Regions from separate parts of the Homo sapiens genome. Here all the other regions are linked to region 1. Evidence: chromatin loops called from intact Hi-C (ENCODE). Cell type or tissue: IMR-90. All regions are shown on one strand. Links, peaks and the distances in the headings refer to the core of each region. The heading gives the core; the rest is flanking DNA.

What was found. Hi-C counts contacts between places; a loop is a spot of excess contacts. Peaks named below come from ENCODE experiments on the same cell type or tissue, not always from the same donor. Only the 100,000 strongest peaks of a DNase experiment are listed, where the experiment ranks them.
Region 2: a loop joins it to region 1, with 8 times the contacts of the local background. A loop is called at or near these places in 3 of 110 quality-filtered maps.
Region 3: a loop joins it to region 1, with 13 times the contacts of the local background. A loop is called at or near these places in 4 of 110 quality-filtered maps.

The regions. Positions count from the first base shown.
Region 1 is chr10:116,783,474-116,791,872 of GRCh38, forward strand. It overlaps a transcript of HSPA12A not described here. Among named protein-coding and RNA genes, the nearest start is that of MIR9851, 40 kb to the right of the region's middle. RefSeq lists a silencer at 1,325-1,491. In IMR-90, for the core only: a CTCF peak has its summit at 4,780 (motif pointing left); a DNase peak (open chromatin) is centred at 4,778; H3K4me3 peaks cover 252 bases; H3K27me3 peaks cover 287 bases.
Region 2 is chr10:116,517,944-116,526,342 of GRCh38, forward strand. No RefSeq gene overlaps it. Among named protein-coding and RNA genes, the nearest start is that of PNLIP, 24 kb to the right of the region's middle. In IMR-90, for the core only: a CTCF peak has its summit at 3,671 (motif pointing left); no DNase peak of the experiment used is centred there.
Region 3 is chr10:116,439,921-116,448,319 of GRCh38, forward strand. It overlaps PNLIPRP3 (pancreatic lipase related protein 3), which reads left to right. Exons shown (of 12, transcript NM_001011709.3): 3 at 3,135-3,254; 4 at 4,462-4,593. It also overlaps the pseudogene HMGB3P8. Among named protein-coding and RNA genes, the nearest start is that of PNLIPRP3, 16 kb to the left of the region's middle. In IMR-90, for the core only: a CTCF peak has its summit at 4,797 (motif pointing right); no DNase peak of the experiment used is centred there.

The sequences.
Region 1 (8,399 bases), core at 140-8,139:
TGGCTGGAGCACAGGCTGCACACGGACAAAGAGCTACAGCCGTCAACTGCAGCAGCTGCAACAGTCCTGACCCACCGTCCCCACCCCAGTCCACTCTCTCCCGCTAGCCAGGGTGAGTTTTGTAACACATAAACTGGGGCACATTCTTGCCCAGATCCAAATCCTCCAATGTTGTCTGTGATATAGTCTTAAGTGGGGGGAAAAAAGAGCAAGGAACAGAATGGTGTGTTAGTATACCACCATTTATGGGTATTTTTTGAGACAGAGTCTCACTCTCTTGCCCAGGCTGGAGTGCAATGGCTCACTGCAACCTCTGCCTCCCAGGTTCAAGCGATTCTCCTGCCTCAGCTTCCCGAGTAGCTGGGACTACAGGCATGTGCCACCACGCCCAGCTACTTTTTTGTATTTTTAGTAGAGACAGGGTTTCACCATGTTGGCCAGTACGGTCTTGAACTCTTGACCTCCAGTGATCCACCCACCTCAGCTTCCCAAAGTGCTAGGATTACAGGTATGAGCCACCATGCCCAGCCCATTTATGGTTTTTAAAATTACATAATTACATCTATTTTTTTCTTATGTATCCAAAAGATCTCACTGGAAGGACACATCAGGACCTGGTTGCAGTGTTGACCTCTTAGGGAACCAGATGGCTAAGTGGGACAGCCATGACTGGCCATGTGCTTGCCAATCCCATTTCCTCTTCCTGGACACACAAAAGTCACATTTCCCAGCTTCCCTTGTGGCTAGGCTGGGGCCTTGTGACTTGCTCTGGCCAATGGGCAGTGGCTGGGGTGATGCATGTCTCTCCAAGGCAGGCCGCTCCTGACCTAGGTGGCCCCTTGCCCTGCAAGTGGCAGCGCAGGGTCTTTGAGCACTTTCCAAAGTCCATTGCCTGATTTCTCTGTTCTGCAGAGCATTTTTCACATCCTGGTCACTTTCTCGTTTATTGGTTTATCTTCCTATTAGCGTGTAAGCTCCACTAGAGCAAGAAGTTCATCTGTCCTGTTCATTTCAGTAAGCCTAGCACTTAGAGTGGTACCTGGACTCTGTAGGTGCTCAATAAAGGTTTGTTGAGGGAATGAATGAATGAATGAATGGATGAGTGCAGGAATGAGTGAATGCCTTTAAGATTGGCTTATGATTGACATTTATGAAGTTGTCTGCCTAGCGTCCCTTTAGCAAGAGTTGCTCCTTCCCGTTCCCTCCACGTGTTGCCCTTGCAGTTGGGGACTTGTGCTTCCGGCCCCAGCTGACTGGCTGAGGAATGAGTCCCTGGCTGAGCTGGGTCAATGAATCCCTTCCCTGGGATCTTTGGACTAGATGGGATAAATAGAAATCAACATAGACAGAGCCTCTCCGTCTGGGGTTGAGCCTGTAACGCTAACCTCGGAGCTGTCAGTCTGGGCTGGAGATGCTGAGGGCACGTGTCTACAACAGCAGACAGGGAGGCAGCTGCTCCTAGGCAGGAGCCAACAGGAGAAACCAGAGAGGCCCCAGTCCTGCTGGTTCTAGGCCCTGCTGTGTTCCTCTTTTCTTGGCATCATGAAGCACCTCAGGCCCTAATAACAAGTTGAGGACCAACAAGAGGCTCTGGAGCTTGGATTCCAGAGGAGACATTTCCCAGCCTTTGGGAGGGGCGTCCTGGAAACCCTCATTGTGCCCTGCTCTGAGATGGCTTTGGGGCTTGACCCCTGCATGTCCACTCTCAGATTCCTTTCCTCCCCCTCCCACCCACCGCCACCATCATTCAAATGTCCAAAGCCTCAGGTAGTGGGAAGGAGGAGTATGAATTCTGGAACACAGGCAAGGACTGATGTCTTGTTCGGGAACGTTCTGGCCACCACAGCCTAGTGCTGCTGTGGAGGAAGGAGGAACGGCCCCGACCCAGGCCTGCCAGTGGACATGGCAGCCCGGGGACAGAGATCAAGATGTGGGAGCTGAGAGCAGTCCTGGCCACCAGCAGAGCATGGCATCAGGGCATTGTGACAGAAATGTTCTTGCCTGACCCCAGCCCCAGGACGGCTGTCCCCCACCCAGATCCCCGCCTGCCTCCCTGGTTCTCCCTCTAAGCCTCCACCTCAATGCAGGGGTCAGCAGGTGCCCACTCATAAAGCCCAGCTCACTCCCCAGCCTTGGGGGAACGCACACTCGGGCTCTGCTGCCCACCGCATGCTGCTGTTCATGATCCCTCTCTCTTCCTCTCGGACAGACACACACACACTACCCCAAATATCCACCTGCCCTCTGAGCACTGGCATCTGCTGTCACCCCCTCCCTCCCAGGGAATGGTCTCAGCCATCCACCGGTTATCCCAGCCAGAAGCCAGGCACCCACTTGACTCTGCCTTTCCCCGCTGAGCCCTCCTGCCCCACTGCCCTAATACCGCAAGATTCCTCCTATTTCCCCCCCTCCCCTCACCTTAGACTGCAGGCCCACCCCATGGCCTACTCAGACTCTGCCTGAGTGGTCTAGCATCCTCCCCTGCTTACATCTCTTTGTGGCCCTGGGAGACATCCCGACTCCTGCACCCGTCATGAGGCCTTTGCTGATCTAACGCCCACCTGTGCACTGGGAATCTTTGTAGCTTCATGAGGTTCACCTATGAGGTTAGCGCCAGAGAAGCCCCACGTGGAGCCTCTCGGGTAATTACGCAGGAGATGGAGCGGGTTCTGCAGAAGAGACTCTCAGCAAATCTCAGCAGTGGGGTTGCATGGAAGGCAGGGCTCCCAGGGGCTGAGACACAGTGGTAAATACTTCTTAAAATAGACTGTTTATGTTATGGATCAAACTGAATTCCTAAGTTTAACTATATTTTTGGTAATTTGGTGGGGAAACAGGCTGCGCAGAACAACTCCGCCTTGCCCCTAGCCTGGGCTCAGGACTCTAGGGAGGTCTAGGGAGCAGCTCCAGGGCCTATGGCCCCTCAGGTAGAGGCACAGGTGCGTGTGTGCACATTTTCCTGAAAAAAAAAGAAAAAAAAGATCTAGTGCTTTTGTCAGAATCTCAAAGGGATCCATGATCTAAGAAATGTCTAAAGCATTGTTCTCACAGAAAAATGTTCGTTCTCATTTATAATTCAAGAAATGTACATTTAAATGGTATATTTTTCTCATCTGTCTCAGTGGCGTTCATCTGTAGCTGCCTATTAGAATCTCCTGGGGAATTATTTATTTATTTATTTATTGAGACAGAGTCTGGCTCTGTCACCCAGGCTGAAGTGCAGTGGCTCAATCTTGGCTCGCTGCAACCTCTGCCTCCCAGGTTCAAGCAATTCTCATGCCTCAGCCTCCTGAGTAGCTGGGATTACAGGTGCCCACCACCACGTCCAGCTAATTTTTGTATTTTTAGTAGAGACAGAGTTTTGCCATGTTGGCCAGACTGGTCTCGAACTCCTGACCTCAGGTGATCCACCTGCGTCAGCCTCTCATAGTGCTGGGATTACAGGTAGGAGCCACTGCACCCAGCCTCCTGGGGACATGTTTTAAGTGCCAATGCCCAATCACCTCCCGGACACACACACACACACACACACACATACACACACGCACGCACTCACACACACACGGTCAGATTCTGCTTTAATTGGTCTGGGATACTGTCGTGTTGGCATATTTAGAAAGCTCCCCAGGTCATTCTGACTGCAGTCAAGATTGAGAACCAGCAACCTGTCAGATCAACCAAGGGCAAAAACGTCCATGGGATCTCATGCATTCTGGGTGGGAGTGCGGCCTGGTTTAAAAGTCCTTTGCAGAGCAATCTGGAAATACCAAAGCTAGAAGGGCCTCTACCCTCTGACCAGCAATTCCACTCTTAATAATTTAGTCAACAGCAGCTCTTGCATTGGTGCTTAAAGCTGTGTATAGAGGATATTTACTGCCCACTGCTCCTAATAAGCACAAGATTGGAAAGTGCCCAAATGTCAAATCAAGCATGTCACATCCACATACTAGAATACTCTCTAGCCAGCAAAAAAAAAAAAAAAAAAAAAAACCACAGGCGCCTTCTGTGAAGTGATGTGGGAGGCTTTCAGCGTCATTGCTAAATGCAAACGAGAAACTGAGTGGAGGGTGTGGTTTTGAACGTACAGGCGTCTGTATTTTTATATGCATCTAGAATTTCTGGAAGGATATACTTTTCCAAAACCTCTTAACAATTATGGCCTTTGGGGAAGAAGTGGGGCTAGGGTGGGAGGCGGGGAGCTTAGTTTTCACTTGCTTCCCCCTTTTGTGTTGTTTGAATTGTTATTATTAATATGCACTGCTTTTTCCAAAAACTTCAGAAGGTGAAAAGAAGAGGAAAGAAGGGAAGAGAGTGCCTGGCAGCCGCTTGGCACAAGGACTAAGAAGTGGAGTGCCTGGTCATGGAGGGGTGCGAGTGAAGCCTCCAAACTGGCTTCAGCGTGGGGGCACCCTAAATCCCCTGGAATCAGGTCAGACTCTGAAGGTAGGAGTCTGCTTGGTCTATGGTGGAAGTTGGGGACAGTGACTTGGCCTGAGGGTCGGGGATAGGAGGGCTTCCAGGACGGCAGGGCGGGAGCTCTGCAAGCCAATCCCTCCCTCGTGCCACCTCCACGCAACGCCGTTAAATTCAGATGCTACGCTAAAAGCAGAGGAAGGAAAAATATCTGTGTCACAGCACCAACTGGAAACCAACGCGCGTACATCCTGTCTCTACTCTGGCCGAGCCGACCAAAGCACATCCTGCAAAATTCTAGACCCCCGCAAACGGCGGGAGGCGGCCGTGCGCACAACATCCTGCAAACGCCGCCCTCTGGTGGTGGAGCTGGTGAACTGCGCCCAGGTCCATAGGCGGGCCCACGCTTGAGTGTTCCAAACGGGAGAAGAAAAAAGTACCATTTAATACCGAAGCGAAAACAAGTACTCAGTAAGAAAAGCACAGATGCAAACGCAAAATTCATATTTTAAATATAGTTCGCAAACTGGTTCCCAACTAACTCTTCTCCCAAAATACAATAGCTTGTTTCTCCCCTTGCAAAATACATATTCTCATTCTAAAAAAACAATAATGAAAAGCACTAGGAAAAAGAGACACCTACAGTCACCAGGCTGTGATCTGTAGCTCTTGCTAGCATTTTGGTGAGTATCCTTCCAGACTCTATCAACACATACACAGAGATACATGCAAATGGATAGCAATGGGACTGTGCAACACACCCAATTTTGTAGCCTGATTTTTTTCTCTTAATTATATATTGTGGGTATCTGCACAATAATACATGCTACATCATCATTTTTAATATTTTCAATTGAAAAAGTTATACGTGTGAAAATATACCCACAGATAAACTCACATAAATGAGAGAAACTATCTATTAATAGCAAACTTGCTGAGTCAATTATGATATATCCATCTGGTAGAATTCTACGCAGCTATTTTTTTTTTTTTTTTTGAGACAGAGTTTTGCTCTGTCACCCAGGCTGGAGTGCAGTGGCAAGATCTCAGCTCACTGCAACCTCTACCTCCCGGGTTCAAGCAGTTCTCCCTGCCTCGGCCTCCTAGTAGCTGGGTCTATAGGCACCTGCCACAACGCCCAGCTGATTTTTGTATTTTTAGTGGAGACAAGGTTTCACCATGTTGGCCAGGCTGCTCTCGAACTCCTGACTTCAGGTGATCCACCCACCTTGGCCTCACAAAGTGCTGGGATTACAGGTGTGAGCCACCGCACCCAGCCACTATGCAGCTATTAATCTAATGCACTGGTGCTGCAATATGTCAAAGATATATCACATCGCAAAATAAAATTACATTACAAAATAATACGTATAGAAGTATCCTATTTTAGCTTACAAAAATATATTTATATACATATACCATTATATATGTATTGATATATAGACATATATAGATATATATGTATATGCCTGTGTCTGAGAAGAAAATGTTTCTTGAAGGATACTCCAGAAACTCTCTTAGGAAATAAGACTGGGAAATGAAGGATGAGTATAAGTTGTAGCTTTTACTTTCTCTCCCCTTATAAGATTTTTTAAAAATATTATCCTCTCGATGATAGAATTCTGAATCCTGAATGTGCTATGACTTAGCTGAATAATGCCCTGTTGGTGAACACTCAAGCTGCTTATACTTTTTCTGCCAGGAACAAAGCTACAGTGGTACCTTGGATGTAGTCACTGTGCACTTGTCTGATTATTCCTGCTGAGTAAATTCCTAGGCATGGAATTGAGGGTTCGTTTTTAAGGTGCATCATCCAGGATATTGACTATCAACACGTCGTAGAGTGAAGCTGACGTGACTGTTCAGTGCCCGTTTGCATTTCTGAAGGGCCTAATGTCTGCTTCTAGGTGAGGAGGGCATTATCTCTGGCCATGCTTCATATCCCTGGAAGCTCTCTCCAGACTACGGGTCAGGTTCACCGGATGCCCAGACGTCCCTCTTAAGGTCTTGCTTCCATTTATGGCTGCACCTCCACACCCACTGTCATCCTCACCCACCTCTGTCTATTCCCTCCACAGCAGCCAGTGAGAGCCTTCACCAGACCCTGCCCACGCTCCATCAGTAGCTTTGCTGCACACTGGAAATCAATCCAAGGTCCTCCCATGGCCCAGGAATCCCTGCATGGTATGGACCCTGATAATCTTTCTTTTTTTTTTTTTTTTTTTTTTTTTTTGAGACAGAGTCTCGCTCTGTCGCCCAGGCCGGACTGCAGTGGCGGGATCTCGGCTCACTGCAGGCTCCGCGCCCTGGGGGTTCACGCCATTCTCCTGCCTCAGCCTCCCAAGTAACTGGGACTACAGGCGCCCGCCACCTCACCCGGCTAATTTTTTGTATTTTTAGTAAAGACGGGGTTTCACCGTGTTAGCCAGGATGGTCTCTATCTCCTGACCTCGTGATCCGCCTGCCTCAGCCTCCCAAAGTGCTGGGATTACAGGTGTAAGCCACCACGCCCAGCCCCCTGATGACCTTTCTAACCTCACGTCTCCCTCCTCTTCCTGCCCTCAGCCCACTCATGCTGCACACTGGCCACCTTGCTGTTCCTGACGCTCCCCGAACATCCAGCCCCAGGGCCTTTGCACTTGCTGTTCCCTTTGCCTGGAATACTGATCCTCTACTCACAAGCCTCTTTCCCTGGCTTCATTCACAGCCCAGCTCAAATATTTCCTCCTTAGAGAAGCCTTCTGGCCCACCCTGCCTTAAAGGACACTCTCCATTCCCAGACCCCATCTCATTGTCTAGTTATCATTTTTTATTTTTTTATTGAGACAGAGTCTCACTCCGTCGCCCAGGCTGGAGTGCAGTGGCATGATCTTGGCTCACTGCAACCTTTGCCTCCCAGGTTCAAGCGATTCTCCTGTCTCAGCCTCCCAAGTAGCTGGAACTACAGGAGCGCACCACCACACACACCTAATTTTTGTATTTTTAGTAGAGACAGGGTTTCACCATGTTAGCCATGCTGGTCTCGAACTCCTGACCTCAAGTGATCCGCCCGCCTTGGCCTCCCAATGTGCTGGGATTAGAGGCATGAGCCACTGCACCTGGCCCGTCCAGTTATCTTTGTATTCATAGCCCTGGGATTGCATTCTAAATCTACGTGTTTATTTGCCTTTGATATTCTGCTTTCACTGAGTTACAAGCTGCACAGGAGCAGGAGACTGTCTGGCTAGTGCTGTGTCCCCAACACCCAGGACAGGCCTGGAATGTGCAGGCCCTCCCTCCACAAGTGTGTGCTGCTTGGATGAAGGAGAAGCTATTAACACAAGGATGTCTGAAGCTTGAAGAGCCTAGATAGGCCATTTCTCCCAACTGCTCCCAAAGGAGGTCAGATGTGTTTAAAGCATCTTTTCCATAGATGAAGCTTTATCAAGAAAATCTGACAGAACCTTTTCAATGCAACCATTTGGGAGAAAAATTGCAAATAGGTTATTATTCAGGAAAAATACCTTTCCTCCAAACCAGAGCAGCACATCCACCCAACATACTGGCTCCTTTAGAGAAAAGCAGAAAGGTTAATATCGCCCCGTCAGAGTAAAGCAGCCAATTAGTGCAATTGCAATTCAGAAGAAGAATAGAGGTTAATTGCTTGGAGTCCACATGTCTCAAATGCCTAATGCTATATCATTATTTTTTAGCTACATATTATTCATTTCATACACTTAAGAATTCTACCTTATTACTAATTAGTAATTCCTTATCCTTAAATTTTACCCAATTCAAGTTGTCATCATAGGGCCCTCCTCAGCCCCCATTTTCCCTAAGATGCAACTAAATTGTTGAGAAAAGGTTGGCATCTCCTATTCACTACCTCCCACCTCCAGCCCCTGCCAGCACCCCCGAGTTCACCTCTCCTCTTCCACGGGCATGTGGTTTCCCTGCCTGCAGAATCTTCCATCTCGGTAAACAGGCTTCACTCCTGCCTTGGGTGT
Region 2 (8,399 bases), core at 332-8,331, 270 kb before region 1:
AAAAAAAGAAATGATAACAAAGAATTTAGAATATTGCAGAAACTCAGTTGATAATGCAGCAGCAGAGTTTGAGAGGTCTTGCTACAATTTGGAAAAAGTTCTACTGTGAGTAAAATGCTATCAAACATCATTGTATGCTCTAGAGAAACACTTTGTGAAAGGAAGAGTCAATTGATGCAGCAAACTTCCCTGTTGTCTTATTTTAAGATATTAGCCACAGCCTCCCACCTTTGCCAACCACTACCCTGATCAGTTGGCGACCAACACTGGGGCAAGACCTCCAGCAGCAAAAAGATTATGACTCACTGAAGGCTCAGATGATCATTAGCACTTTTTAGCAACAAGGTATTTTTAAATTACAGTATGCACATTGGTTTTTTAGACATAATACTGTTGCACCCTTACAGTGTAGCACACACATAACTTTTATACACACTGGGAGGCAAAAAAATACTTTGGACTCCTTTTATTGCTGTGGTCCCAGTGTCTCCGAGGTATGCCTGTACTTATGTCTGTGTTGAAAGAGATGTTATATAAAAATCTTTGTGGCCAGACTAAGTGGTTCATGCCTGTAATCTCAGCACTGAGGCGGGAGGAGTTTGAGGCCAGGAGTTTGAGACCAGCTTGGGCAACATAGCAAGACCCTATCTCTAAAAAAAAAAAAAAAAAAAAATTATTAGCCAGGCATGGTGGTGTGTGCCTGCTACTTGGGAGGCTGAGGTGGGAGGACTGCCTGAGCCCAAGAGTTTGAGGTTGCGGTGAGCTATGATCATGCCACTGTACTCCAGCCTGGGTGACAAAGTGAGACCCTGTCTCTAAAATTATAAATAAATAAAAACTTTTAAAAGCTTTTGTAAAGTGCCAAGAAAATATGATTTCAAATTATGTAACGGATAAAACTGAATATACTGAGTATTTTCCTTTGATATCTATTTTCATAGAGTAGTTTTAGAAACTCGAAAGAACTCATATTGTTTTGCTCATAAGTAGCACTTGCATCCAGGGGACCCTCAAACTCAAGCCAGAGATGGAAAAGCTCAGACATGCATGAAAAGGAAAAACTTCTGGTCACGACGGGAACCTTAAGTGCTCAAGGTAAAGCCTAAACCATTAATGAATTGACTGAATTAATGGCAATGGCCATCTATCTTGAATGGTAAAAATGAGTCTGAAAGTATGGCTGATCTGAAAAGTGGCAGGAAAAAGACAGCTTACTTCCTTAGAAAAGAGCATTCCTGCCACCCATACAGAAGTGAAATTGTTGAAGCACTGGTTTGAATGATTGTTTGTGGGGTCCTGGGAGAAAAGCCAGAGGGGAAGAAATACCTGCTATGAACTTCATTTTAACTCATCATGGATCATTTGACAAAGTCACATTCTAGAAAACTGTTATCCTTGAAATTCATTTTCGGAGGTTTTCCAAAGACCCCCGAGTGGGAAAGATATTAACACCTGCTTACCTAATGATAACAAAAACAACTTTCCAGGAAAACTACTAATTAGTCTTATATTTTATGCCTGTATATTGTATCTAATCAAAACAAGCTAAACATGCAACTTTAAAACATTTATGACACTGCAATCTTATCTTGATATATGCGCACCAGAAATTATGGCCCCATTCTCACCAAAAGATGTGTTCAAAAATGTTATAGTGGCTTTATTTTAATAGCCCAAAGTCAGAAACAACCCATACCTATTAGTAATAGGTGGCTAAATAAATTGCGGTATATTCATGCAATGAAATACTACATAGCATTGAAAAGAAGTATCTAATTAATATGCACAACAGCAGGAATGATTTTCATAGACATGATATCGAGTGAAAACTGTCAGACCCAAGAGTACAAATCATATGATCTTTAGAATCAGTAAACTCAAGTATTGTGTTCTATAATTTAATTTTAATTGATTTATTGTGTTGATATTATTATTTTTTAGTTGATATTATTCTTGTTCTCCCATTTAACAAATATATTCCATTATTAGTTGCTTTTTTTCCTATGAAATAGGGATTTTAATAGCACCTGCCTCATTGGGTTGTTTTTTAAAATCAACTTTGTTATAAACTTTATTATTTAAAATAAATGGCACCTATTCAAAGTGTCCAATCTGAAGAAGTTCAAAAACGATAAAAGTAATAGTCAAAGGTGATGTAGGTCAGAATAGTGACTCCTGGGAGTGGTTACTGAATGGGAGGGGTCCTAAGGAAGTCTTCTCATTGTTAGAATCTTCTATATCTTTATCTGAGTGATAGTTACATGGGTGTTTACATGTATAGAAATTAATCAAAGGATGCATTTAATATTTGGGTACTTTACTGTACTTAGCCCTTAATTTTAAAATATGTTAATTTTTTAAAAATCTAGATGGCTTTAGATAATGAGATTTTATATTTAGAAATCTTTAGAATCAGTAAACTTGAGTGTTTATGTTATATAATTTAATTGTAATTGATTTATTATGTTGATATTATTTTTAAGTTGATATCATTCTTGTTCTCCCATTTAATAAATATATCCCATTATTATTTGCTTTTTTTCTATCAAATAGGGATTTAAATAGCACCTGCCTCATGGGGTTATTTTTAAAAACCAACTTTGCTATAAACTTTATTTAAAATAAATGGCACCCATTTAAAATGGCCAATCTGATGAGTTCGCACAGTGTGTTAGCCCGTGAAACCATTACCATGATCAAGGTAGACTCCCGGGAGTCTCCTCTTGCCCCTTTGCAGTCCATTTTTTCCTCCACCTGGTTCCAGGCAACCACAAATTTTCTTTTTGTGCAAAAAGATTCGTTTCCATTGTCTAGGATTGTAGATAAATCGAATTGCGGTGTGTATTCTTATGTGTCTGGCTCCTTTCACCCAGCATCATGCTTTCAAGATTTGTCCATGTTGTTGCATTTCACAATGGGCCACGCCTTTATATTGTGGAGTGTTATTCCATTGTATGGATATGCCACATTTGTTCTTCTGCTAACCTGTTGATGGACATTTGGAGAAGCCAGGGACATCATGGGAGAACAGAAGTGTGTGGCTGTAGGAACACAGTTCCACATAACAGTGAAGAAAATGGCCATCCTACCTGCAGTATTACCCAAAAGTCAGGTGGTATGGGACTTTTCCTAGGACTTGAGAATCAGAGGTAAAATTATTTATTGTAGATGGTAGATAGGTGGATAGGTAGAGATAGAGGATGCTATTACATTAGAGAATAGTGGATGCTTAGGGCACCTGGCTCTGCCCCCACAGAGTAACTGGTGATCTTGTCCCGGGCAAATTATTTCCCCTCCTTGAGCCTCAGTTTCTCCATCTATAAAACTGAGAATGTTTAGGATTATTTCCAAGACTCTTGCCCTTAAAAATATAATAATATTTAAACAGGTAAGAGTGTTTGTAAGTTATGTTATTATTCTTTTAAAAGTTTCCATTCATCATTAACACTGTACATTTCTATTTTTTATTTTGTTGACATTGTCTTCTAGTCATAGTTCTCTGCCTTATAAAGCTCTAATCGAATATCTGCATGCTTTTCTGTGAAATAACTTTCCGCCAATGTACCATAATGGTATAGATTCAAAAGCCTTTTTGATTAAAGAGAATATTGATCTTTTCATCTTAAAAAAAATTTCACATCCCTTCAATGTATTTAGTTGAGGGGCCCTCTAGTGGAAGAAGGTGGACATAGCATGACAACAGTGGCTGCTTACACATTTAATAGCCAGTGATACGTTTTATTCATTTAAAAAAATCCCGTGCCTATATTACAGTAAAATTCTCAATACTCAAGTTTTCACTCAGGTTGAACTTCTAGTTTGGATTCCGTATTAAAATGTATCAGAGACTACATATATAGGAATATGACATTTAATTTTTTATCCCGACTATTGGTTGTTACTGTTAGATTAGCTTTGTGGGCAAGAATGTAAAAAATCGATGAAATTTTATCTTATCCTCAAAAATGTATTAAAGGAGAAAACACCTGGGTCCTGAATGATTTTCCAGTTTTGTAGATGGTTCCTGCGTTTTTCAGGTGAAAAAGATGAACACGTGTGTGGGCTGGAGCAAAGAGTGGTGGGAGGCAATGAGGCATTTCTTGTGAGTGTTTGCCAGGTAACTATATCGCAGTCACATGGGAACCCACAGGCTCTGCTCTCTGGGGTGTTTCCTAAAGCAATGCTCTAGGTGTGATCAATGACACAGTCACTCCCCCAGGAGCACTGGCTTTACCCATTATTCAACAGGAAAATACTGTGAATGACAACTATTTTTAGCTTCAGTCAGAAGCCAATTTGACCTCATTTACTAGTCTTTTCTGTTTTTAGAATTGTAAATATAGCTAAGGCAATTTAATTAAGGAATTAATCTCATCTTTAAACTGAATTTCATGTGTTATCAGTGTCAATTCTAATAAATTGGTATAATTCATCCAAAATATTAAATAGGTTGTGTTATAGGAAACTCATGGAGTAAATGAAAAGCTAAACTTCCTATAAGAAACAGATATGCTTGAATTTCATGGGGTTAAGTCATTATTCTCATTATTGTTTTCTTGAAGAAATTCTTTCTAATAACAATTTCCTGCAATGATTCTTATTAAATTAACTCCTTCTTCATAGCAGAGGGACAAGATAATGACCCATGACAACTACCTTAAGAGTTAGATGTACTGTTATTTTCTCATATGACTATGAAGAAAAATAGCTAATGAATATTTGGAGTGCTTTTATATCTTCCCTTAATTGGACCCAAATCCCATTATTTCTCTGTAGATGTTATTGTCAGGTTATCTTGGCAAATCAAGGAGCCAGAGGCTCCCATTACATACACTATTTTATTACTGGCTCATTCTGGCACATTCTGAAACCGTTTACTCTCCAAAAGTGGACACTGGTCTTCTGAGATTCACATCGTTGGAGACCACTGGGCTCCCACTCTCCTGGGGAGGCTGGAAGGAGAGCAGATGAGGCCATCGGGCGACTCACAGCCTGTTCATCTGGCAGCCCAGGGCAGAACAGGCAGCACATTTAACTTCAAATAGTTACATATTCGCCTGGGAGAGTGGTTCCCAAGTGTTTTCAGTACAGGAACACAGGATCCAGTTTTGAAGGGTTGAGAGTGAGCATGATTGTGTTTTATTGATACCGATAGCGGGGTTGGCAGAACATGTTTCACACATAAATACTATCTGAGACTCAAAAGTGATTTGGGGACCTCATCTGCATCCACGCCCACTCAGCTGGCCATTCCCAGTGTCCCAGTTCCATGATGTAATTTAAGTGGAATTAAACTTGTAGAGCTAGAAATTGTATAGTTCTTCACAGCCAGCTTCCACTGCAATCACTCATAGATGCAGAGCTACCAGCTGAACTCCAGGTAGTGTCAATTACTCAAGAAGGAAGGAAAGGAGGTCAGACCCTTCTGGTTCTTATTCCCTGAATAATGACATTAAAATGGTGTGGGCTGCAGAATCCCTGGGCCATCTGTAGGCAACCGAGGGCTACCTGTTATCTGCTACTCTGGCTAACAATGTCAACTTCGTAGATACAAATCACATGGATGCAACTCCCATAATCCCCCAGTGGATGAGGGGCACTTCGGGAACCAGTAACCCTCTTCCTGTTACTTCCTCTCTGTGCTTATGTGAGTCTCTTATCTCTCTGTGGCTTTCCTAAAACTCATCAGTTCTTCAGGAAATTTGGTTGTCTTCACATATCCTAGAAGAGATATTTGATATTTAGAATTTCTAGCAGGTTATTAGCTGAAGAGGCGTTCTCCATCACAGCTGAGCTGCTTTTATGGAACCAGCATCTCCCACCTTTGGCAGAATCTTAGTAATTGCCCAAGGAGGAGATAATCCTCAGAGTTAAGCAGCCTTAGATATTTGCAGCAGCTGCCCCTTCTTGGCCACTTAGCAGGGGCTGTGCTAAGCCCTTACATGCATTATTTTATATATTCCCCACAATAACTCCGTGATGAAGTTACCATTATTGTTCTTACTCTACAGAGAAAAACTGAGGTTTAGAGAGATAGGAGATAATTTTGTGGATTTCTTCAGTAACGTAAATGGCAATCTAGGTGATTTCACTTCAGAAAATGGCAGGGGAGGGCCGGGCGCGGGGGCTCCCGCCTGTAATCCCAGCACTTTGGGAGGCCGAGGCGGGCGGATCTCGAGGTCAGGAAATCGAGACCGTGGTGAAACCGTGTCTCTACTAAAAATACAAAAAATTAGCCAAGCGCGGTGGCAGGCACCTGTAGTCCCAGCTACTCGGGAGGCTGAGGCAGGAGAATGGCGTGAACCCGGCAGGCGGAGCTTGCAGTGAGCCGAGATCGCGCCACTGCACTCCAGCCTGGGTGACAGAGCGAGACTCCGTCTCAACAACAACAACAACAACAACAACAACAACAACAACAACAAAAATGGCAGGGGAGTCTCATCCCATACATAGACCAAATTATAAAGCTGGATTTTTGTGCACATTCCCGCCCACAGAGGCAATGCCCCTAGGCATTCACATCTATGCTATTAACATGACGAGTGTGTCTGGCTCGAAGACCCAGCTACCCAATCCAAGTAAGGACACCAAAGACCATAGCAATGCCAACCACCAGAAATCAGAGCCTACTGCATCTTCTATAGGTTTGGAGAGGCCAAGGAGGACTCAACACACAAGGCACTGGTTGGATCAATGCTTTACTCACAGGAAGAAGAGACCAGCATCAAGGGTACCCTGTGGTGTGCACCCACCTCCCATGGCCAGAAGTCCTTCCCAATAGCCAACGCAGGGTGAAGGGCTGAACACAGATCTCTTGGGCTGCTGGAGAACACCCACATTCCCTTGGGTGGTGTGGTGGTAGAAGATATACTGGTGAGGCTGGCCATGTAGCACACACTTGAGCAATACAAGGAAGCTCACTCTGTACCCAGAACAGGGGCGAGTTTTCTCCTAATTAGGAAAAAGCATCAGAGAACAAGCAACAGCTCAGCACTTAGCTTCCATATAGAGGAATGTTCCACGCCCAGGGCTCTGATGGAGCAATCCCAGAGAGGGGCAGGCAGTTCTCATGATGGTTGCTTTCCCAGCAGTGTAAATATTTCTTTAGAATTGGATCTTCCCAGCTTGAAGAAGCCTGAAGATGCCGCTGATGCTCTATCTGTAGATGCAAACTATGTAGAGGGTGGTACCATAACCCCCAAATAGAGGAGCTCCTGGACCCCAGTTTCCAAGGATGATCAGCTATTATTGCTCAGATGGCAATTTTATTAACTTCCCCTTCTCCTTCTTTTTTTTTTTTTGAGATGGAGTCTTGCTCTGTCGCCCAGGCTGGCTGGATCGCAGTGGCACTGCGTTGGTTCACTGCAACCTCTACCTCCGAGGTCCAAGCAATTCTCCCTTCCTCAGCTTCCTCAGTAGCTGGGATTACAGAAGCCTGCCACCACGCCCAGCTAATTTTTGTATTTTTCAGTAGAGACGAGGTTTCGCCATGTTGGCTACGCTGGTGTTGAACTCCTGACCTCAGGTGATCTGCCTGCCTCAGCCTCCCAAAGTGCTGGGATTACAGGCGTGAGCCACTGCGCCCGGCCCCTTTTCAAGTATATTAGGTTTGGGGATAAGTCAAATTGGGGCCATCCAGATCAGCATCTCTCAAACTTCAATGTGCTCACAAAGTCCTATGGAGATCCTGTTAAAATACAGATTCCCATTCAGCAGGAACAAGTAGCTTTTGCATTTGTAACTAGCTAGCTCTCAGGTTCTGCCAAGGTTGCTGGTCTGCAGACCTCACTTTGAATAGCAAGAATCTATATTTCTTCCAAGTAAAGGAAAAGAAATATCATATGCAAAAAGAATTCTCTCTTCTATTCTGTAAATAGAGAATGAGTCTGGGACCATAAAACCATTTTGTGTGTAGAAAGATTTTTTCCAGGAAAATATTGTTTTGCCAAACTTGCTAAATATTATCTAGTTCTTATTTTATTTAATGTATAAGGACTTCAAACATTGTTCCAAAGACTGCCAGTGTTCTGTGAGTATTCTGCCAGGGTGAATGAAGAAAACTGTTGGAGAAAGAATGTTTATTATAAACATTTCATTGAGCTAATCTAGACTATCCATTAATGAGTAAGACTCATCTAAATGAATCAATCTTTTTCTCTAAGTTTGTTTCACACTTTTATCTATGACCTATTTGAAACAGCTCTTGGGAACTACAAAATGAGTCCTAAGGCTGTAATGTCACAGTGTGATTCTGATCCAGTTGCAATAATGCCTATCTCGTTATATCCTGAACAGGATACTAACTAGAAAAAAAAAGGTCATTAATGTGTAATCAAGTCCGATTTTATAAGAGAATTTATAGTGTGTCAACAGCTAAATGATTTTTCCAGTAATATTCT
Region 3 (8,399 bases), core at 284-8,283, 340 kb before region 1:
GAAAATTCTGCAAAATTGACAGGGACCTCTGGGTTTTTCTTCTTATGTTCTTCTCTGCACGTCTGCACGAAGAAGGCATAAGCAGACATCTTGCCGTTTGGTTTCTAGGGGTCACCTTTAGCCATCCTGACTGTATTGTTCGCTAGTAGATCAACTTTTTTTTAAGTGAAGAGAATCTATGTAGAATACAAGTATTTGGGGGCACCTTCTCTGCCTTTTAGGATGTTCAGGGCATATTTATCCACTTAGGACTAACTCTATTCCCTGATCTTCACTCTTAGGACTCATCAGGCTCATTGATCCTTTTATCCTTTTATATAAGTGGCCATGCACTTGAATTCTGTGGAGCACGGTCAGTAAAACAGAAGGTGATAAAGACAGTGTTTAGGTGAAGCTGGGTCCTACTGCCAATGAAGAGAAAATTGGAAAACTAAGTACTTCCCTAAATAATGTTCTTCACACCTTCCCCACTTCCCTCCATTTGGAAAGAATCATGTGTAATTAAACCAGATATGTATCTGAATTTTGTAATGGATGGAAGCCTATTGTTTGCTGTTAAAGTGTTTTTCTAACAACTGTGATATAGGATGAGTCAAGGTGTGTAATTAAAATAAGGATTTCCACAGGCCTGACTCATATGCTATATGAATTGGACTCATTTATAAACAAATCAGAAATTAACTCTACACAGTTAACATACTCTCTTCTCCAAGTGAGGAATTGTCAAAGGTAAATGTGGTGTGGTACGATAAACTTGGTCTTCTGGAGGTCACAGGTCTTTACAGTTACCTTTCTGTAAGAATAAAACCAACCGACTTCCCCCATGAATCCATGACACCTTAACCTAGAGTGACTTATACAGTCACTGGTGGTGATGGACATGTTGCACACTTCCGGTAGTTTCTGTGTCTGCAGCTTTAGTCAAGGATAGAACATACCTAACTGGTAACTATTTTTTACTTGCTAGAGATGATATCACTGGAAATGTAGTCATCAGAATGGATTGATCTCGTACCTATTATGCTTCATGTCTGCTCAGTCAAAGAATGCTAAAAGGCCCAGATAAACCTTGATACTTTAATTAACCCTTCCTCTCGATAACCTATTCTGTACAATATTGACATCATTTCCTCGTTTCTATCCTTGTGGCAGCAGAATCTAAGCTGTCTTCTTTTGATCCCATGATGGTGTATGGAGTTTCCCACATTTATGTTGAAAAGCTGCTTTAGAGGGTTGTGCCAGAGTGAATGTGAAAGTGTTTTCTCTACCTATTCTACTTGATTAAACTCCTCATTGATGTCAGACAAGATCACCCATATCAGCATACCTGGATGGAAAACAGATGGCAGATGGCAGGGAGACATGTGCAATGTATGATGTGAATAAACTCCTTTTTACACTAGCATGACAACAGATGCTCAGACCCCACAATGCCTGTCAGAATGCTATTCTCATGTTGAGAAAAGAATAAACAATTTTTTTCGGACTAAATTCCCTCCAAAAGGTTTTTCAGATGTAGAAATGGGACTATAGTAGGTGTTTGAGGCGCTCCAGCTGGGCCTAAGAGAGTTGAAATGAGTGAGCACCTGGATTATCTTAGAGACATAGATGGAATCATGTTTTTGTACTTGGATTGGATTATTTAGCAGAAAAATGCTTCCTAGAAGGCCTGAAGATGATTGATTTTATTGCTCACTTCAGCAAATCCCACATCTGGTTTGGGCCCTATCAGCAGAGAACACTATAATCAGAACATCGCTTGAGAGCCCAGTGGTTAAGCACCTAACTTCAAAGGCCATGTGGATTTGAACTCTGGCTCCAGGATTCATTAGCTGCAGTACTTTTTGGCAAGTTACTTGGCCCCTCAGAGTCCCCTTTTCTAATTTTTAAAATTAGTACCTACTTCACAGTGTTTTGAGAGTTAAATGAGCTACTCTATAAAGTGCTTAGAACAATGCCTGGCAAATAGACAGATAGGAGTGTTAGCTATTATAATTACTGAGCAAGCCAACTTATGACTCTCATAACCATTAGCTTACAGTCTTGGAGACACTTTACCTAGCCAGCAAATTGTATGATTAATTGCATTACTATTAAACACAGGTAGCCAGAAATAGGCTCTTTGTTTGAATTTCATAAATATCTAAATGTGTTGCTTCCAGGTTATAGGATTCACCACTGTCAGACTTGCTATTTGCTGATTTAAGTATTCATTTTTTCCAATAGAATTGCTTATACTTGTGCCTTTTATTGTTTTAAATAACAAAATCACTTAAATTTATAGTCTCCTAAAGTCTTTGAGAGTTTTGTTATTAAGGCAATCCAACAAAATACAAGAAATACAAAAGAATATTTGACATAATCATATAAAATTATCTCCAATATGCTGGTGTATTTCATGTGATGAGATTCTAACCTCAATTCCTTACTCATAAAGTGGGGTGGACAACCTCCATTTTGCCATGTTTTTGGCATGCTTCTAGGCATGTTTTAATTCTCATGAATTACACTGATCACTGAGAAATGTTATACAAAAATAAGATTTACTGAAACTATGATTTAAACTTCCCAACATTGTCTTGCAAACATTACTTTAAAAATCAAAGATTTTTTCCTCGTGTTGAATTCGTATACTGCATTTTATAATGCATTAACTTTTTGAGCTAGATGTGGTGGCTCGTGCCTATAATCCCAGCAACTTGGGAGGCTGAGGTAGGAAGATCACTTGAGGCCAGGAGTTCAAGATCACCCTAGGCAACATAGTGAGACCCTGTCTCTAAAAAAATTGTTTAAAATTAGCCATGTGTGGTGTCATGGGTCTGTAATCCAACTATTCAGGAGGCTGAGGCGGCCAGATGGCTTGAGCCCAGGAGTTTGCAACTGCAGTGCGTTATGATGGAGTCATTGCACTTCAGCCTGGGCAACACAGTGAGACACTGTCTCTAAATAATAATAATAATAATTTTTGGTACTTTTATAATATGTAGCCATAACTATTTAGTAAAAATATATTAAAGAAGGTTGCTAAAGATCAAATTTAGTGAAAGGCTTTCGAGCAGCTTTAGAATAGGTCTACTAACTATTAAATAATTTTTAATTATTATTTTTCCTTAATCTCTTTCTGCTTGAAACAGGAGATCAGTGCGGTTAATTCTTCAACTATCCAAGCCTCATATTTTGGAACAGACAAGATCACCCGTATCAACATAGCTGGATGGAAAACAGATGGCAAATGGCAGAGAGACATGTGCAATGTATGACATGAATAAGCTCCTTTTTACACTAGCATGCGAGCTTTATGTTTAACATGAATGTACTTTGCAAGGTATTGATGTATATTCATGGAAATCTTCCATTCAGTTATCCACAATTATCCGTGTTCTGGGGCCTCAAATTAGTTATCCATTTCCCATTTATTTTTATTATAAATTGCACAGATTACAAGGGAAGCAAATTTGTATAATCACTCTTGAATAAATTCTTCTCTTGACAGGAGATTAAATGGTATGATCAATTTCTCATTTAATTTAAGAAAAACAATTTCCAAGTTAACTCCATGAAATTAATCTTTCTCTCCTATACTTAAGATTAATAGACTGCTAACATCATAAGCAGTTAAATATTTATAAGGCCATATAGTGAAGATAACATTAGTACCTATCTCACGGAGTGAGAATTAAATTTATATATATGTGTTTTATATATATAACACATATATATAACACATATGTGTTTATATATATAACACATATATATAAACACATATATATAAATTTAATTCTCACTCCGTGAGATAGGTACTAATGCATAGGTGCTAATTACTAATGTGTGTGTGTGTGTGTGTATGTGTGTGTGTGTGTGTGTGTATGTATGTGTGTGTGCATATATATATATATATATATATATATATATATATATATATATGGGTTAGGACATACGTATATATATGGGTTAGGACAGAGCTTAGCCTGTGGTAGGTTCTCTATTAACACCTAAGTATTACTCCATTTTCATACTGCTATAAAGAACTGCCCTAGACTGGGTAATTTATAAAGGAAAGAGGTTTAATTGACTCACAGTTCAGCATAGCTGGGGAGGCCTCAGGAAACTTACAATCACGGCGGAAGGCACCGCTTCACTAGGCAGCAGGAAGGAGAAGTGCCAAGTGAAGGGGGAAGAATCCCTTATAAAACCATCAGATCTCATAAGAACTCACTATCACGAAAACGGCACGGGGGAAACCACCCCCATGAATCAATTACCTCGACCTGGTCTCTCCTTTGAGACGTGCAGATTATGGGGATTATGGGGATTACAAATCAAGATAAGATTTGGTCGGGGACACAAAGTCTAACCATATCAACCTACTAGTATAATTTCTTATTATGGAATCAAGTGTTGAGACACGTCGGTTTCCTTGAACACTTATTTATTTAATATTTATATAAATCTTTGTGCCAGGTGTTGCTACAGCTGGAAGATATAAATTGCATTAATTTAGATTGGATCAACGGTTCACGGGAATACATCCATGCTGTAAACAATCTCCGTGTTGTTGGTGCTGAGGTGGCTTATTTTATTGATGTTCTCATGGTAAGAAGAGTTGATTTTTTTTTAATTATATTGAATTGGTTTTGGATATTAACACTCAGAAGTTGGGACAATTTAATGTCTTTTTTTATTAGCTTAGACAGGTACTGAACATGTGAAATAATAAGCATTTGTATATGGCAGACAAAAAAGGAAAAGTTTCTTCGCAGTAAAGAGTCTGTGGTTATTTGAAGCACCACTAGGTGGCAGTGTGTCTACACAGGCTCATCACTAAAAACTGCCCCCGCAAGGTCACTGCCTTGGTCAGCATGTTAGACCACCTCAATCAGTTTCATCAATTGTAAATCTATCCTTAGAATTATAAATTGTTACCATCCTTCAAATATTATTTGTTTAGAATATGACATGTATTTTCACACAAAAACAGGGTTCTGTGCCTGTGAATTAGTTAGGTCTGTAGGCCAGTCCAGACACAACTATTTAACACACATATTCTCTAAAGGAATTAAATAGACCTTGCTATTTATTAGGCCTATACTCTGCGACATTCACGAATCTCCAAATGCTTTCTAAAAAGTAATTTCCCACCCTAAAATGCAGTGTAGTAAAATCTAAAGATGCATAATCCTTTCAGATTTTTAAGGAGGGTTCATTCATTCATTCAACAAATATATATTTCACTCTGCACTTACTGTGGGCTAGGCATGGAAGATATGACTTGTAAGTAAGACAGTGTTTCTGCTCTGACAAAATGTACACTCTAGTAGGCAATGGAGGCACACACAGAAACAAATGAACAAGAAAATGTCAGTTGGTGACAAGTACTGGGTGAAGAAAATGCAAGGCAGTAGAATGGAGAATGGCAGAAGCAGAAACAAATTGTATGAGCAACCAGGTTAGGTGATATTTGAACATTGACCACTGTCAGTAAACATCCTGAAGAAGGAATTAGGGATCCAAAGACTCATTTATGCCCCGACACTTCTCTATCTTCTCTTTCCACTCTATCAGGGAAGACTAAGGTACAAGATCTTTAGAGAAAGTCTTTGAAAGGATGAAATCAGATTCATCTTCATCTTCTCTTTATAAAAAAAAAAAGCCAGCTGTAAGCTTTTGTGAGTTTCTTTATTGACCTTAGGGCCTGAGCTGTGGGCTTTCCTATGTCCAATAAATAAATAATAGTGGTTCATAGGAAGCTGACAGGAGATGTTTGCAGAACTGAAGGGAAAAATGTTTGTTGAATTAAAATGTTCATTGAATTGAATAGGCAGCCTTGAAGTGGGAAAAGGGTTTAGGGTGAGTGGGCTCCAGGGCCTCTGGGGATAATTCAGGATTCAAGCTTAAAGAAGGAGCAGCTAAAGGAACAGCTGAGTCTCTTCTCCACCTCTCTTTCTGTCATCTCATCACAAGTTACTAGCCCACCACAATTCACCACCTGGATTGGTACTGAGGCAAGCAGGTGCTTGGGAATGGGGTAGGAAGATGGGGAAGAAGGAGAAGAATGAAGGGGATAAGGGCTGAGAGTGATCTCAAATACCAACCTATATAAGGAGATAGGAAAGAAAATAGTCATTTAAAATAGCGGCAACAGTCGGCCGGGAGTGGTGGCTAATGCCTGTAATCCCAGCACTTTGGGAGGCCAAGGCGGGTAGATCACAAGGTCAGGAGATCGAGACCATCCTGGCGAACAAAATGAAACCCCGTCTTTACTAAAAATACAAAAAATTAGCTGGGTGTGTTGGCGGGCACCTGTAGTCCCAGCTACTCGGGAGGCTGAGGCAGGAGAATGGTGTGAACCCGGGAGGCGGAGCTTGCAGTAAGCCGAGATGGCGCCGCTGCACTCCAGCTTGGGCCAGAGTGCGACGCTGCGTCTCAAAAAAAAAAAAAAAAAAAAAAAAAAATAGTGGCAACAGTAGAGGAAGGGATGTTCTAATGACCATGTAGCATTCATTGGCAGTTATTCACATATGTAAATGAGAGAGAAAATATTCTTTGTTCTGTGACTTATAAAACTGTCATAACTGGTGGAAAAAAATGGAATATTTGATCAAATGAAAAATGTATGCAAGTATAAATCAATTGCTTGATTTTCATGATAATTATGAGAGCCTGAAACTTAGGTGAAACTAAAAATGCTTGCTCAGGAGTGACATTATTAAGATAATAGGAATAGGGAGACCTGGATCCTTCTTTCTCTGACAAGCACACTGATTCAACAGTAACAGACAAATTTTCTTTGTGAGAAATTAAGAAACTAGTTGAGAGGCTCTTACATCCTGGGTAAATATAAAACCAGCTACAACGAAGGCCAGAGGAAAATTTGAGATACCTTCTTGTCTTAACTTCTACCTCTGACCCAGCACCATATGATCTGAAGGAAACTCCTAGCTTCCCGCTTCACCTTGTGGACAGAAAAAGTGGGACGTCATATCCAATGTTTCAGCTTTTCTGGGGGCTGCTTAGGGTAATCACTTCAATCTCACATGTCTTGGAGCACTGATAGAACCCAGAATATTTTAGTATCTAGGGGCCAATGAGAACAAAGATGGGAAGAAAGATGTCATTCAAGCAGTCACTATAGCCCCTTCCCCTAGCTCAGTGCAGACAAACAAAGTGATTGAGTAGAATACCCTAGATCCCATGTTCTCCTTGGGAGGAAAAGAGTTAAACTGCAAATCAAAAGTTCCAACTTTTCCAGGGGCTGCCTGAGAGACTGATTTCTGTCTTGACTCTCTTGGAAGTGCTGATGGCACTCAGCTTATTCTAGATGCTTGAGGGCTGCTAAGAATGAAGATAGTAGTTTGGACCAGCACAAAGTTTTGACAGGTGCCCAGAACTGTTGGCTAGGCTGATTGGTGAGAGTCTTCTCCCACAAAGAACAATCCATGAACACCCTCGCAGAGGTGGCTATTTTTTCTAATGTGCAAATACCAACATAAAGAGTCAAGGAAAATGAAGAAACAATATATACCAAAGAAACAGATTCATCTCCAGAAACTAACCCTAATGAAACAGAGATATATGATTTAACTGACAGAGAATTCCAACTAACCATCATAAAAATGTTAAATGAGGTCAGGAGAATGAATATTGCATGAACAAAGTGACAATTTCAACAAGAAGATTAAAAAAATATAAAAAGTACCAAACAAATCTTGGAGCAAAAGAATATAATAATTGAAGGCTGAGCGTGGTGGCCCATGCCTGCAATCACAACATTTTGGGAGGCCAAGACAGGCAGATCACTTGATGTCAGGAAGTCGAGACCAACCTGGTCAGCATGGTGAAACCCCATCTCTACTAAAAATACAAAAAAGTAGCTGGTCATGGTGGCGCGCACCTGTAATCCCAGCTACATGGGAGGCTAAGGCATAAGAATCACTTGAACCTGGGAGGCGGAGGTTGCAGTGAGCTGAGATGGTGCCACTGCACTCCAGCCTGGGTAACAGACTGCACTCCAGCCTGGGCAGCAGAGTGAGACTCCATCAAAAAAAAAAAAAAATGAAAGAGGAAGGAAGGAAGGAGAGAGAGAGAGAGAAAAGGAAGGAAGGAAGGAAAGAAAGAAAGAAAGAGAAAGAAAGAAAGAAAAGAAACAGAAAGAAAGAGGGAAAGTATGTGGAAATATAAAACTCTCTGGTAAAGGTAAACATATAGACAAATACAAAATACTGTAACATGTGTGTGTAAATTACTTTTAATTCTAGTATAAAAGTTAAAAGACAAAAGTATTAAGAATAACTATAACTAAAAATATGTTAATGGATACACAATAAAAAAGACGTAATTATGACATCAATAACATGAAGCATGTGATGTGAACAAGTAAAAGTGTTGACTTTGGCGTATAT